Linked DNA regions of Homo sapiens: region 2 is linked to region 1. A link is a contact called in ENCODE Hi-C or POLR2A ChIA-PET data. All regions are on one chromosome and are shown on one strand. Each heading gives the region's core, a stretch centred on a gene start or an enhancer-like site at or near the end of the contact. The rest is flanking DNA. Distances are from core to core; before and after follow the strand shown.

The links. Hi-C counts contacts between places; a loop is a spot of excess contacts on that map. ChIA-PET counts read pairs that join two places held with the same protein, here RNA polymerase II (POLR2A). Pooled maps may share reads with other maps.
Region 2: a loop to region 1 is called in a map of B cell, with 4 times the contacts of the local background. The contact joins the promoter of ABHD17C here to the promoter of MESD in region 1. A Hi-C loop is called at or near these places in 15 of 168 maps with a recorded cell type or tissue (B cell, CD4-positive, alpha-beta T cell, CD4-positive, alpha-beta memory T cell and 11 more), 13 of 37 single-sample maps with no recorded cell type and 29 of 50 pooled maps. POLR2A ChIA-PET finds 5 or more read pairs at or near these places in 4 of 52 experiments (GM10248, WTC11, activated CD4-positive, alpha-beta T cell and 1 more).

The regions. Positions count from the first base shown.
Region 1 is chr15:80,987,268-80,994,435 of GRCh38, reverse strand. MESD (mesoderm development LRP chaperone) reads left to right here and starts at 4,617. Exons shown (of 3, transcript NM_015154.3): 1 at 4,617-4,857. The coding sequence starts at 4,645. RefSeq lists a silencer at 4,344-4,623 and enhancers at 4,374-4,668, 4,308-4,921, 4,654-4,933, 4,922-5,536.
Region 2 is chr15:80,692,333-80,699,500 of GRCh38, reverse strand. It overlaps ABHD17C (abhydrolase domain containing 17C, depalmitoylase), which reads right to left and starts at 4,191. Exons shown (of 3, transcript NM_021214.2): 1 at 3,482-4,191. The coding sequence starts at 4,071. RefSeq lists silencers at 3,368-3,427, 3,848-3,897, 3,988-4,407, 4,428-4,537, 4,558-4,717 and 1 more and an enhancer at 3,588-3,657.

The DNA.
Region 1 (7,168 bases), core at 3,368-5,867:
GCTGAGGCGGGAGGATCCCTTGAGCCTGAGAGGTGGAGGTTGCAGAGAGCCAATATCTGGCCGCTGCACTCCAGTCTGGGTGACAGAGCAAGACCCTGTCTCAAAAAAACAAACAAACAAAAACAACACACCACCACTGACGTATGTTAGATGTGAAGAAAAATAGAAAATACAGAGAAAAGGTTAAAATATTTTGGAATCTCACTGCTTAGAGACAGCCATCGTATACATATTTGCAGCTCTTTTCCTATACATAGATATATATCTGTATAATTTTAATAGCATTTAAAATCATATAGTATAAAATGAATATCTTTAGTAGCAACAAATATATATATTTGATTGCATATTATCCATCATATGTGTGGAATACAGCTTGCAACTGTAAATGTAGATTTTATAGTCTACAATTTTTGAAACACTTAGAGTTGTTCTCATTTTCCCCACTCATGGAGAGTGTTATAGGATTGTTACATTGGGTAAGTGAAGAAATACACGGAAAGCACTCAGCAGAATGCCTGTCGAATAGTAAGTGCTCAATATTAACATTACTATTATTTTCATTGTCTGTTTCCTCAGAGTCAAGTTCTTGGAAGTAGACTTGCTAATCATATTATGCACTTTTTTGTGGGGAGGGGGAGTTGATACATTTCACCTAATTTTCAAGCAGAAAACTCCATCCCCCGAGAAGTGAGTGAGAAGACTTCTTTCCTTAGCCTTGTCAACAGTGTATACTGTCTGTATTTTTATCCAGGATCAACTGATAATTTAAAAATTATAACATGTTTGAATTTGCATTTTTTGATATTAGAGAGATTCTGTGTTTTGTTTTGTTTTTGCCACATGTGAACTGGCCATTTATATTTATTCTTTTGGGAATTACCTATTCATGTCCTAGACCGTTTTTCATTTGGTTGTTCATCTTTTTCTTATTGATTTATAAGTTGTTTTTTTTTTTTGGAGACAGAGTGTTACTCTGTCACCCAGGCTAGAGTGCAGTGGCACAACCTCGGCTCACTGCCACCTCTGCCTCCCGGGTTCAAGCAATTCTCCTGCCTCAGCCTCCCGAGTAGCTGGGATTACAGGTGCATGCCACCACACCCAGCTAATTTTTGTATTTTTAGTAGAGACGGGGTTTCACCATCTTGGCCAGGCTGGTCTCAAACTCCTGACCTCAGGCGATCTGCCCGCCTCAGCCTCCCAAAGTGCTGGGATTATAGGCATGAGCCACCATGCCCAGCCAGGAAAACACAATTTTAATTATTATGTTTAACTCTGTGAGTATGCTCTTCTGCCCAAAAATAATGGTGGTGACCAGGAATGGACACCTGCCTCAGACTGGGCCAGTCACATTCTCTACTGAAAATCTGAAATTCCAACAAAAGGCAACGAGTTAGTTGCTACCAATATTTAGCAACTACAATGAATGATTCGTGTCTATGTAATTAAATTTTTTAAGTGAGTAAATTTAGGGGCTGGTAAAACCCAGGAAGTATGCAGTACGTCTATTCTTACATTGGATTAAAAAGCAACAAAAGTGCAAAATGGTAAATACTCATTACCTCTCTCAGCCCATCCCCAGGCCTCTCCTCCTATGCCTTCCCATGAGTCAGTCATTAGAGGGTTAATGTTTGGCACAATGGTGACTGTACCCATCAGCTCATCTGCCTCAGTTCTGATTAACTGGTAATTGTGCTACTCCAGTTTTTCAACATTTTGAATATTACCCCCGCCTGCTTCCAAATAGTACTAGAAAGTCTTGCTTCACCCTCCTCTGTTGTGGAATGATGCATGCCAGGATGAGCTCAGGTTAAGACACTAATTAGATCTGAGATTCAACTTTACCATCCACAGTCACTGAATCACTTAGAGGTGGGGTTAGTATTAACCCCAGAGCACTGAAGAGACTTGTGGCTTCACTTAGGCCATGAGCACACAATCTTTCACATCTGTCCTCTCCAGTCTACACTGCACCACCTGGTACCTGGCACAGACTCTTGTCCCATCTGAGTGCTCCTCGCTCCAGACTTTTCAATGCATTTTCCATTTGGCTCCCAATTTAACCATCCTGAGTGCCTCACTGATTAACCTAGATGGTGCTGTGGCGGAAGAAGGACTCCAAGAAGACTGGACCTTGTTATCCAGTACACCTCGGCTTAGATTCTTGCCTTGCCGCTGCACTAGCTGTGCAGCCTCAGACAAATTGTGTAATTGTAAAACCAGGATTTCCTCTTATTTAAATTGGAGAGATTATCATCATCATCACATCATCCCTTTGGGCCCGGATCTCCTGTAATCTGCATGAAATTTACTGCATATTGTTTATCTGCTCTGCCAGAGTAAGGATATTGTTATATTCATTTTTGCATCAGTGCCTCACCTGATTCTTGGTTAACAATAGGTCTTTGGTAAATAAAATTCCCCCCAAGTTGAATGGAATCAAGTTCCAAACACTAAAGTAAGTTTCAAATATCCAAATGTTGAAAATGCAATTGATCCAGATGTTTTCATATCAGTGGATTATATGCCGAATTGATTTCCTCCTTAGAGGAAAGTCAGTAGCCCTGAAACTTTCTACACATTCCCAACAATTTCTGTAAAACTTTCAATGATCTTATTCTCTATAACTAGATATGTGGGCCAAGAATCCCAACACGTTTGCCCCTTAACTTTGAAGCTGGCAATATGAATTACCAGGGTGACCCCTCCCAGTAGAGCACATGATCAGCCACAGCTGTGCATGTTTTTTAGTATGACTGCACTAGGATAGGGCTCCAAGCCACTGGGTGGAGCAATGTGCTCTGGGGAGAAAGCTCATGACATTTCCCCTATGATTTCACAAAAGAAAAAATCTTTTTCTTATGAGTTGTTTCTGCTCAACGTCAATAGGAAAGGTCATAGCTTAGCGTGTTTACATACAGATGCATGCATGAATATGTAGAATATCAGCCACTCCTACGGTGTGAGAGAATTTAAATTGCACTGGTCCTAAGAGTGAAGGAAAGCAGGCGTAGTTGCCTACTCAACCTCCACTTTATTCTTTTCCCTTTATAACAATCCTAATTTCATTTGAGATGACAATGTATACAGCTAGAAGACAATTTCTCAGCCTCCCTTGGAGAGCTAGGTTCCAGCCAATGAGATGTAAACAGAAATGTATGCAATGTTCAAGTAGGCTGCTTAAAAGAAGTTGACTCCACTTGAAAGGTGTGCTTGGTTTGGCCTGCCTTCTCCCTTCCTCTGGTTGAATGTCATCTTGATGACTGGAGCTCCAGGAGCCATCCTGGAATTTCTGACCTTGAGGGTGGAAGCCACAGGCTAATATGATAGAAGGATGAGGAAGAGGCTGAGTACCAGATGGCTGAGAAGCCACTATACCAGCCCTAGTTTCGAGTTTACACTGCTTCTGTGAAAGAAAAGTCAATCACAATAAAACCTTTTATCTTGTTTAAACCACCTTAAAAAGTCAGTTTTCTTTTATATGCAGCCTACTAATCCTATCCAAACAAGGCTTGAATAAGGTTTACTACAGCTCTTTTTTGTTGTAATAGCAGAAAAATTGGTAATAAATGCCCATCAATAGGAAAATAAACTATTAATTTAACAATACCAAATAAAACTGTGCAGCAGTATAAAGAATGAAGCGTTTTTTGTTGTTGTTTTTGAGATGCGGGTCTTGCTTTATTGCCCAGTCTGGTCTCAAACTCCTAAACTCAAATTATCGTCCTACCTCAGCCTCCCAAAGTGCTGGGATTATAAAGGCTTAAGCCACCGTGCGGCCTTTGGTTTTTTTTGTTTTTTGTTTTTTAAGGTCTTATGTAATTAAACATTTTAAAGACATCAGCTGATGAGCCGTTTAAAACAAGAAGAATCTCAAAGCATCTTTGGCCAAAATCTTTTTAAGAAACAAAAAGTAGCGTGATTCAGCCTTGAAAAGGATTAGTTAGAGCCTACAGTATTAGGTTGAAATCAAAGAAAGGCAAGCTTTTTTTTTTTTGGATGAATAGTAATGATCTTTTTGGAAAAAAAAAACAAATATTGAAAGCTGGTTGAACTGAATCCTCTTTATTGATGAGGAAAGCAGTGGACTCGAACTATTTATGACTTTCTGAAAAAAGTTGCCCTACCTGCCACTCACTTCTTTTTAACTGGCTGTTCTCAAAGGAAATTGCAAGAGACTGAGGATAAACGTCCGACATCCAGAAATGGGCTTTTTTAGAGCCGAGGCAGCCTCCAGAACTTCCAGTTCCAATTTATTTCACAGGCGAGAAACTGAGGTCAACAGGGACGTTGGTTAGTGGTTCCTGGAGGCCCTGAAGGAACTTTTGGACCTGGCTTGTGCGTTCCAGAGAAAAAGGTCGGCCTCTGACGGAAAACGAAAAATGAGCACTCAGGGACCCACCCAGCCGGGACAGAGCGCCTCAGCCGGACCAAGAGGAGGAGCCAGTGGGGCGGGGCCAAAATGGCGGAGGGGCGGGGCTTCCAGAGGCGGGGGTTAGGAAATGGTACGGGGCGGGGCCCGGTAGGCTAGCGAGGGCCGGGAGGCGGGGCCTCGGAAAGGCGGACAGGAAGGCGTGTGCAAGGCGGGGTCCGGCCCGCGCAGGTCGGGTAAGCGCGTCTAGGGCGCTGCGCGGCGCAGCGAAAATGGCGGCTTCCAGGTGGGCGCGCAAGGCCGTGGTCCTGCTTTGTGCCTCTGACCTGCTGCTGCTGCTGCTACTGCTACCACCGCCTGGGTCCTGCGCGGCCGAAGGCTCGCCCGGGACGCCCGACGAGTCTACCCCACCTCCCCGGAAGAAGAAGAAGGATATTCGCGATTACAATGATGCAGACATGGCGCGTCTTCTGGAGCAATGGGAGGTCCGCGGCGCGCGCACACCCTCCCGGCTCTTCTCTGTGCGGGACCCTGTTCCCTATGACCCCTTACCTGTTCTGTCTTGGGACCTTTCTGACCCCCTAACCTCCTCTACTCATGCCTTGAATCCTTACTGACCCACTGAAGCCACTGTTGACCCTCCATTCCTCCTCTGACCCGCGCGCCCTGCTGACCCTCGCTCCAGCCCTCTGTCATTCCAGTGCCCTGTTCCTCCTGCCATTTCTCAAACCACTTCAATCACGGATCTGCCCCTCACTGTTCAGCTTTGCTCTCCCTTCACCCTTCAGTGCCCTGGTTGTCTTTGCGTTGATTCTTGTGGTCAGTGAGCCCTGCAAACAGGGAGAGTGACCTTTCCCAATCTACTAAAGAGCATTTCCTTCTGTTTTGCGGTGAGTGGGTGGGAGAGTGGGTTGCAGTGAAGATGGTCTTCCTTAATGGTTATCTCAGCTGTCTTCTAAATCAGTATAATTTTAGACTTCCTATTTTGGTATATGTCCCTGCTGGGAATTTTGTGCTTTTTGTGGGTGGATTTATTTTACTGAGGGGAGAAGTATCAATGGCTAATGGCTCTGTATCGTGAAACTCACGCTTTTTGTTCAAAGGAGAGTAAGTTTTCTGGTTTGTCACTTGGACGCACCGGAGTGTGCAGTTACAGGGAGTGTGTAATACGCTTTAAGGTAAAGATTACTGGCCAAAACCACATTGCTGCCTTTTCCCCTTCCTAAGGTGATTGTATCGTCCTGGTTGACTTGCATAGCTGTGGAACCTTGGGCAGGTTATGTCTAGTTTCTAGGCCTCGGTTTCTTTATCTGCAACATGAGGAGGTTAGGATGGGTCCTAAGATTCCTTCCAACACTGATGTTTTGTTATTTTGTGATTATCTCTGTGTGTGTTACGGGAGAAGGGAAAGACTTTCAGACAAGAGTTTAAAATACCACCTGATGCATCTGACTAGAAGAATGCAGGCTTGTGTTTTCATGTGGTCATCAACAGCTGATGGAAAGATTGGGATAGATTTGAGTGTAGAGAGAACGTCCCCATTCACCGTCTCCCTTGCAATCTCCTTGTCTCTTTTTGGACTCCAGCAAATAAAGCCTTTTGATCTGCCAGAGTGAGAACATCACCTCATGAGAAATCCTCCCCTTGACCTACTCAGACCCTGAGCTAGACGAAGAGGGTGCTGAAGAGATGAACAAAGATTGCACTGGGAACAGTAGATAACAGGATGGATGAGTGGGGAGAGACTTTGAAGGCCAAGAAAAACACATTATCTCATTTAATCCTTTTACCCCATCCATGAGGGAGGTACTTATCCCTATTTTCTAGATGATGACATTGAGACACAAAGAGGTTAAATAACTTGCTCCACATCGCACAGCAAGCTAGCTGAGTTTCAAATTCTTTCGCGACTTTTAGAGCCAGTTCTTTGAACTGTTTTACCTGTACTGCCACACATGTTGGTGACAGAAGTGCAAATGAAGGATAGTGAGGAAGACGTGGATTAAGCTAGAAACTGCAGGAGCAGAGTAGAAGGGAGAAATGTGAGATTTTTATACTTTTAACAGGACTTGATGGTTGATTTTGTTTTTTAAATTATTTTTTATAGAGACAGGGTCTCCTTATGTTGGCTGGGCTGGTTTTGAACTCTTGGCCTTTGCAGTCCTCCCACCTTGGCTTCCCAAAGTGTTGGGATTACGGGCGTGAGCCACCATGCCTGGGCAATTGATTGATTTTGTGAATAGCAGGGCCACATAATGTAGTAAAAAGACAGGTTGGCTGGGCGCAGTGGCTCACGCCTGTAATCCCAACACTTTGGGAGGCAAAGGCGGGTGCATCACCTGAGGTCAGGAGTTCAAGACCAGCCTGGCCAACATGGTGAAACTCCATCTCTACTAAAAATAAAAAAATTAGTTGGGCATGGTGGCGGGCACCTGTAATCCCAGCTACTTGGGAGGCTGAGGCACAAGAATCGCTTGAACCAGGGAGGTGGAGGTTGCAGTGAGCCAAGATCATGCCACTGCACTCCAGCCTGGGCGACAGGGTGAGACTCTGTCTCAAAAAAAAAAAAAAAGACAGATTTTGAACTCAGCTTTACCCCTCACTAGCTACTTCATCCTAGTTTTACGTATCTGTAAAGCCAGATAACGCCCTACTTTGCAGGGTGCCATGCGGATTAAATGAGTTAATGTTTGTAGACGCTCTACAGACATGAGGACTCTTCCCCAGTAGCAGTGTTTTTTATGTGGGAGAGCGTATCCATCTCTGTGGGTGCTTTTTTTGTAGGAAGCAGTTCTT
Region 2 (7,168 bases), core at 2,942-5,441, 290 kb after region 1:
TTTCAGTGTCACAAGAACACCAATACAATGAATACAAAGTGGATGAGGCCTCAAGCCAATACATCTGGCCCTTTTTTTTTTGTCTATGGTTGTACCCATGGATATTAAACCCCGAAGATAAAATAAGATCCAAGTACTTGTAAGAGTCCAACTTAGGAAAAATTAACTTTACCCCACTTATTTATGGGGCGCCCATTATGTGCAATTCGTTCAACAAATACCAATGACTACCTATTATTTTAAGACATTTTGCCAACTGTCAGGAATAGAGAAGACATAGTGTCCCTGCCCTCAGAGATCTTCCAATTTAGTGGAGATACAGTTAAATAACAGATACAGCAACACTGTGATAACTCAAGCAAAGGGGCTGAGTACCAGGTGCACAGGGAACACAAAGGGTCTCCTAATCCAATTAAGATCCAGTCAGGATCCATTGTTCCTAGCACAGGAGAAGGGCAGATACAAAAGACGATGTGAGCAGAAGAGTGGGGCAAAGTCCTGAGTGTGGGGCTTTGGGGCCTGCAGGGCACTGCACCTTACAGTCCTCCTGGGGGAATAATCTAAGTACAGAGATGAAGATGACTCAGAACAAGGCAAGCTCTCCAATCAGTGTCCTGGGGAGTGTGGTTAACTAGGAGGGCAGGAAAGATAAAGATTCCCAAAGAAGACATGGGGGATGGCTGGTGGAAAACAGAGTCTGACCCAGTAACAGAAGAATGGACACATGGGATGGAAGGCATTCCTGCCATGGCACTGACATGAATTAAGCTGTAAAAGAAGAGAGAATAGCATAAGAACTTGCTCCAGGCAAGTAAGAGCAGAAGAACCATACTGAACAGCAAGAGGAAAGTGGTTGAGGGGCTGATTGGCTTCAGAATTAGGTAACTCTTATGTCAGCAGAATAACCAAGACACACAAATGCACCTCCTGAAGAATCTGATAAATATGCTTACCGTGGCAATGGTGCCCTCGCAAGAGTACTAAACTGGTAGTCAAGAGACCTACTGCTGATTTGCCGCCAGTCTATCCTCCTGTCAGATGAGCTGGGTGAACGTGTGCAGTGTCCATACATGAGTTGGGAAATAAATTTAGCAATTCACAACCATCTTTTTTTTTCTTTTTTATAAAAGTGAAATAGGCCAGGCGCGGTGGCTCACGCCTGTAATCCCAGCACTTTGGGAGTCCCAGGTGGGCGGATTATGAGGTCAGGAGGTCGAGACCATCCTGGCTAACACGGTGAAACCCCGTCTCTACTAAAAATACAAAAAATTAGCCGGACGCGGTGGCGGGCGCCTGTAGTCCCAGCTACTCGGGAGGCTGAGGTAGGAGAATGGCGTGAACCCGGGAGGTGGAGCTTACAGTGAGCCAAGATGGCGCCACTGCACTCCAGCCTGGGCGACAGAGCAAGACTCCGTCTCAAAAAAAAAAAAAAAAAAAAAGTGAAATAAAACAACATATTCTGCTATGTGTGCTGCCCATAGAAAAATTACTGTTTTGTGAAGCATTGGCTTCAGGTATGTGGATACAGACGTGTATGTGTGCTTGATCAAAACGTAAAATGTGTTTCTTACTGTGAGGTTACAGTCAAAACAGTTTGAAAAGCACAAGACATGAGGATCTATAAGGTTCCTTCAAATTCTAAGCTTCGCATGCAGCCTTCAAATTCTAACCTTTTTTACAGGTGAATAAATTAACTTAGATATGAGTTCTGGTATAACATTAAATAAATCATGGGCAATCTTTAGACATACCATCAGATAATTCAAAGTTATCCGAAACAATTACCCTTAATTCAACTGATACACTATCAGATAATTCAACATTATCCAAAACAACGCCCCTTAATTCAACTAAATATGACCAAAAAAAAAAAAGTTTCCAGGAAATAACTACACTCCACGTAAGCTGTAACACAGACACACCTGTATATTTGGGGCAAAGGGTGAGCCATGTGAAAGGCTTTCATTGTAATGTGGACATGCACACACAGAAGCAATGTTCTATGGAAACTCTTCAATTAAAAAATCTACTCAAGGTAGGATTTTCATGTTTCAAATTTTAAAGATCTAATGCCAACCTTATTTTTAATACCTTTGCCAACAGCAAATTCTAGCAAGCTATAGACTGTGTGTGACACATACTTTTGAAACCCTTTACTGGAACAGGTGGCTTTTAACTACTTACAGACTCTGACCCAATGCATCTGCATATGATACATTCTCATCTGCCTAAGCCACTTTCGAAAAGCTATAATCCCAATGAGGGCATCCCCTTCAGGACTTCAGGAGGGCATAAACATGCAACATAGAGCAAATATTAAGTACTTCCCTGTTGGACAAGCCATTTTCCCAGACAGGCAAGGAGTCACTTAGGAACATATGCGTGAGTACGAATGAAAAAAAAAAATCATTAACGTTGGTGATGTGCATAAGCAAACAGGTTTTAGATAAAAACTATAGAAGGGTCCATGGCGACAATAATGCCCGGTGTACTTCCTCTGGGGACTCTTTCATCTGAAGAAATCAAATCTCATCATAGACATGGCCTCAGGTTATTTTCACCATCACTGCTATGAGGCAGGTCGGAAAGGTCACAGATACCCAAACTGGAGCACAAACAGGTAACCTGACCTGCACATGTATAAGACTTTTGTCTAATAGTGAATAAAAGTCAGGTTTTTGGTTTGCTTGTTATAAAACAACCAGGTCTAACCCCTAAACCATGCCCCCAGTTTGTGCCTGGCTCACAGATGGCCCACCCTAAACACTTTTCAGTCCTTCTGTGAATGCTAATTTAAGGTCAGAGATTTCCCAGCCCCTGCAAGTTTCAAACTTATCCTGGACTGTTATGGAGGCCGTGTGGAAGGTGCCAGGCCCACAGCTACCAGCTAACTTCCTGCCCCACAGTGCCACTACTTTGCCCCACCAGGAGGCAAACTCCCCGCTCCACCTGACGCTCCAGCTGTTTCCAAGGTTGCCCAGACATTGTCCTGCCCGCACTTTACAACCAGAAAGTCTTTTAGAGGCCATCCTGTCTCGCCCACTGACTTTACAGGGAAGGAAACTGAGTCTAGAAACCCATGTGCCTTGCCCAAGGTCACTTCAGCTCGTACAAACGAAACTCGAACCAAGTTGTTTCTTTCTGCCCGGTACTTAAGCACCCACACTCTGCCACTCGCGGTGACCGGAGCCACAAAAGACCCAGCCGGTGGGCCGGCGACACACAGGCGAGCCAAAGCAGGCAAAATTCTCTGAGTCCGAGCTCTCCAGGAACCTGAAGGCTGGCGCGGTTTTTGGAGAGGGTGGGAGCAAGCCAGGGTGGGACAAGAAAAGCGAATTTACGGCGGCCAAGGGGCTCTCCGCTGGCCCTCAGCCCCGGAGGAGGGGCCCCTCTCCTGGCAGGCCGCCCCAGGGGCCCCAAGAGACCCCCACCCCGCCTCCCCACAGCTGGAAGTCAGGCCTGGCGACCCCGGCAGGCTCACCGGGTGCGCAGCGCCTGCCACGCGGCGTCGATGTCGGCGTAGAGGTTCTTCTCGGAGGGCTTGCCCGAGCTGACGCCGTATCCCGAGTAGTCGTAGGAGAAGATGTTGCAGTTGATGCGGGAGCCGAGGCCAATGTAGAAGCTGCACATCTGGCCCAGGTCCACGGCGTTGCCGTGCGAGAAGAGCAGCGTGTAGCGGCTGGAGGGCGCGCAGCGCACGAACATGCAGCCGAGCCGGTTGTCCCGGGCCGTGCGCGAGAAGAAGACCTCGACGGCGTCCAGCTCGCGCTGCGAGTACTGCCAGTCGGCGCGCTCGCTGAGGTGCAGGCTGCACGCACCGGGCCCCGCGCCCGCGCCCTCCTCGGGCTGCTGCGGTGCCGGCTGGGCCGCGGCGGCGGCGGCGGTAGCCTGGGCCGGGGCCGGGGCGGACGCGCCGGCGCCGCGCTGCTCCGGCGCCAGCACCGTGTAGGTGGGCTCGGGCGGCAGGAAGGCCAGCTTGGCGGCGATGCGGCTCGGGCAGGGCGGGCAGCAGAAGAGCCAGCACAGCTCACCCAGCGAGAAGCCGTTCATCCTGGGGCCTGGCTCGGGCATCGGGACGGCCTGGTGCCCGCCGCCGGCCCGGCTGGCTGGCTGGCTGGCTGGCCCGGGAGGACGGAGGACGGACGCGCGGCGAGGGAGCTGGCAGGCGAGCGCGGAGGGCGGCTGCAGCCCGCCCGCCCGGCGGCAGGAGGAGGCGGAGGCGGAGGAGGGCAGGAGGCGGGGCCGGCCCGGCGGGCGCGGCGCTCGGAGCCCGGGCGGGTCAGCGGCGGCCCCGGAACCCAGGCGAGGCGCGGGCGGCCCGGGCCCGCGCGCGGCACACAAAGCCGGCGGCGGCGTCCATGGCCGGCTCGTGCGCGCCGCCCCCCGCTCCCGTTCCCGCTCCCGCACGCCCGCCGCCGCCGCCGCCGCCGCCGCCACTTCCGGGTTACCGCGCGGCGGCGCCGCCGCTGGGACGCGGCGCAGAGCCGGGCATCGGGGCGGGGCGCTGCGGGCAAGGGCGCGGGCACCTTCCCCGGCCTGGGAAGCACCTTCTCGACCTGCGGCCGACGGGGGCTTCCAGGCGGCTCCGGGGCCCGGAGAAGCTGGGTGCCGGGGCTGGGGGCTCTGCGCCCGGACAGCTGGGCCGATCTGCAGAGGGGACCCTGGAGGGGGTGCATGTGTCCCGGGGTGGACCGCTCCCCTCCCCTCCCCCTGGGATTCCCTCCCCCAAATCCAGGTTTCTCCCGTGGATGGAGGTTCTTGGGAGTCTACTGAAAAGGAAACTAAGGGGTGGACAAGAGTTGGAATGTGCCCGAAATATTTGGCTCTCGTGTGTGCTGCTTTCTGAACTGGCTCAGTACCAAAAGTTCTCAGCACCGTAAGGGGTACCGGGGTTGTGGGATAGGGTGGTCATCAGTGTGTTTCTTATTAGGAGAGGCTGTTTCTGTATAGGTAGCAACAGCGTTTCCTTTCTAAGGGCATGGTTTTACCCTTAGTACATTTCTGTATCTATAAAAGTCAGCTGTTAGAACAGGAGGGTACTGTATTTAGCAACAAACCATGTTGAGGTTGTCATTTCTAATCCCACGTGTGGCAGATTTTCCGGTAGTAAGTATATACTAGGTATCGTTTACAGTGTTTGTGTCTCTAGAGTTGTTTTGGGTCCAGGATTTTTCAGTGGTCTTAGTCATGAACGATTCTTATACTGCTTTAAATCTACTGTAATCTTGGCAGCCACCTTTACATGATTTTTCAAATATAACTCTCGGTGCCTTGAAACTGTGCTCTGGTGCCAGTTTCCACAGAGCCTTCTATACTTCCTTTTTCCCGCCTGATTTGGCAGCTGAAGAATTCCCTTTCAGGAACTGACAGGAGATACCCTTCCTGGACTGCCAGCAGGGCAGCTAGAGACTGGGAGGTTGGCACAATCCCTACGCTGGGTCTGTTGTTTTAACTCACAGATGTCCTGAGAATTTTACCTTTCGTTGTGACTTTCCACAGGACGAATATTTTGAGCACCGTCATCTAAATGAATTGCCGATACTGATTTCATTAACCTTCAGGACCTCGCTTTTAATTTTTTCTTTTTTAAGAGACAGGGTCTTACTGTATTGTCCAGGCTGGACTCCCAACTCCTGGGCTCAAATGACCCTCCGGCCTGCCTCCCAAGTAGCTAGGACTACCGGCACATGCCACCTTGCCCAGCTAGGACCTGGGTTTTAAAAGGCCATTTCTTCACTAAAACAATTTTACTTGTTTTTGAACTATTCAAACTTGATTTTTAAAAACCTGGTAACAAAGCCTGTCCAGATTGCATATTTGAAGTCTGTTTTGAAGGTTTTCACACTTGGTGAAACTCTTCACATAAAGCCCAATTCTAGCTTTGCAGGTTTGCATTTCCTTTTTTTTTTTTTTTTTTTTAAAAAAAGAATTTTTCTGCGAAAATCCTTTAAAAAGAAAAAAAAGCTTTATACAGCTGGGCACAGTGACTCACGCCTGTAATCCCACCACTTTGGGAGGCTGAGGAGGGTGGATCACTTCAAGTCAGAAGTTCAAGACCAGCCTGGCCAACATAATGAAACTCCGTCTCTACTGAAAATACAAAAATTAGCCGGCCATGGTGGCGTGCACCTACAATCCCGGCTACTCAGGAGGCTGAGGCACGAGAATCACTTGAAGCTAGGAGGCAGAGGTTACGGTGAGCCGAGATCATGCCACTGCACTCCAGCCTGGGTGACAGAGTGAGACTATGTCTCAAAAAAATAAAAAGGCTTTCTAACTTGCTACACATTGGTATACTTTGGTCACTTTATTGTATTCAGCATTTATGTATGTAATGTTTTTTGTGCTCACAGCATCCACTGTGTTAGGTGCTACAGCTACCAAGGTGAGTAAGATAGTCCCTGCTCTCAGATACCTTACAGTCTAATTAGGGCATCAGCAGAAGATTCAAAACAGTTTTTATGTGCCTTTAAAAAAAATCAAGTCCTCATAAAAGCTAAGAAGATGGTCTTGCGTCCTGATTCAGTGGTGATATTTCTATGGGGAGCTAAGGTTATAGTCGAGTGCATTAGTCCCTAATCTAATTCAGAACAAGAATCAAACTTTGGGAACTGAGATGAAAGGGTATCTAACAGCCCCCTAGTCAGTCTTTCTCAGATACCACTCCTCTCACCTGTCCTTTATAAGAATTGAATAGCCCTTAGTTCATGAAAGGGGGGAATGATGAGAGTCTCAAGTACTCGTCTTCTGTGCTGCTGATGGAAAAGACAGTCTTTATATTTCAGATGGCCTGGCAGCAGTGTTAGCATTGTTAGAAAAATCTAAAAGCTAGATACTTGTTTATTTATACCTGGTCTCATTCCACAAGGGATTTGTGGAGTGTGATTCAGTATAATATAAATACATAAGCAAATAAATAAAAGCCTGGCTTTTGTTTTCATTCTATTACAAGGCTACACAGAGGTGGGCTGAAAGAGCATTTATTCCCCAGGAAAACATGTTGGTTCAGGTTTGTGTAAATATTCAGTTGAGACCCTAAAATTATATGCCGTAGAGTGAAGCTACCAAGCCTTTCTTATCTCATGCCACATATAGCCAGTGGTAGAGTTTCTGTAGCCCACTGACATGAGACGTGCTGCCCAGGGGATAAGAGGTTAAAGATCTCAGC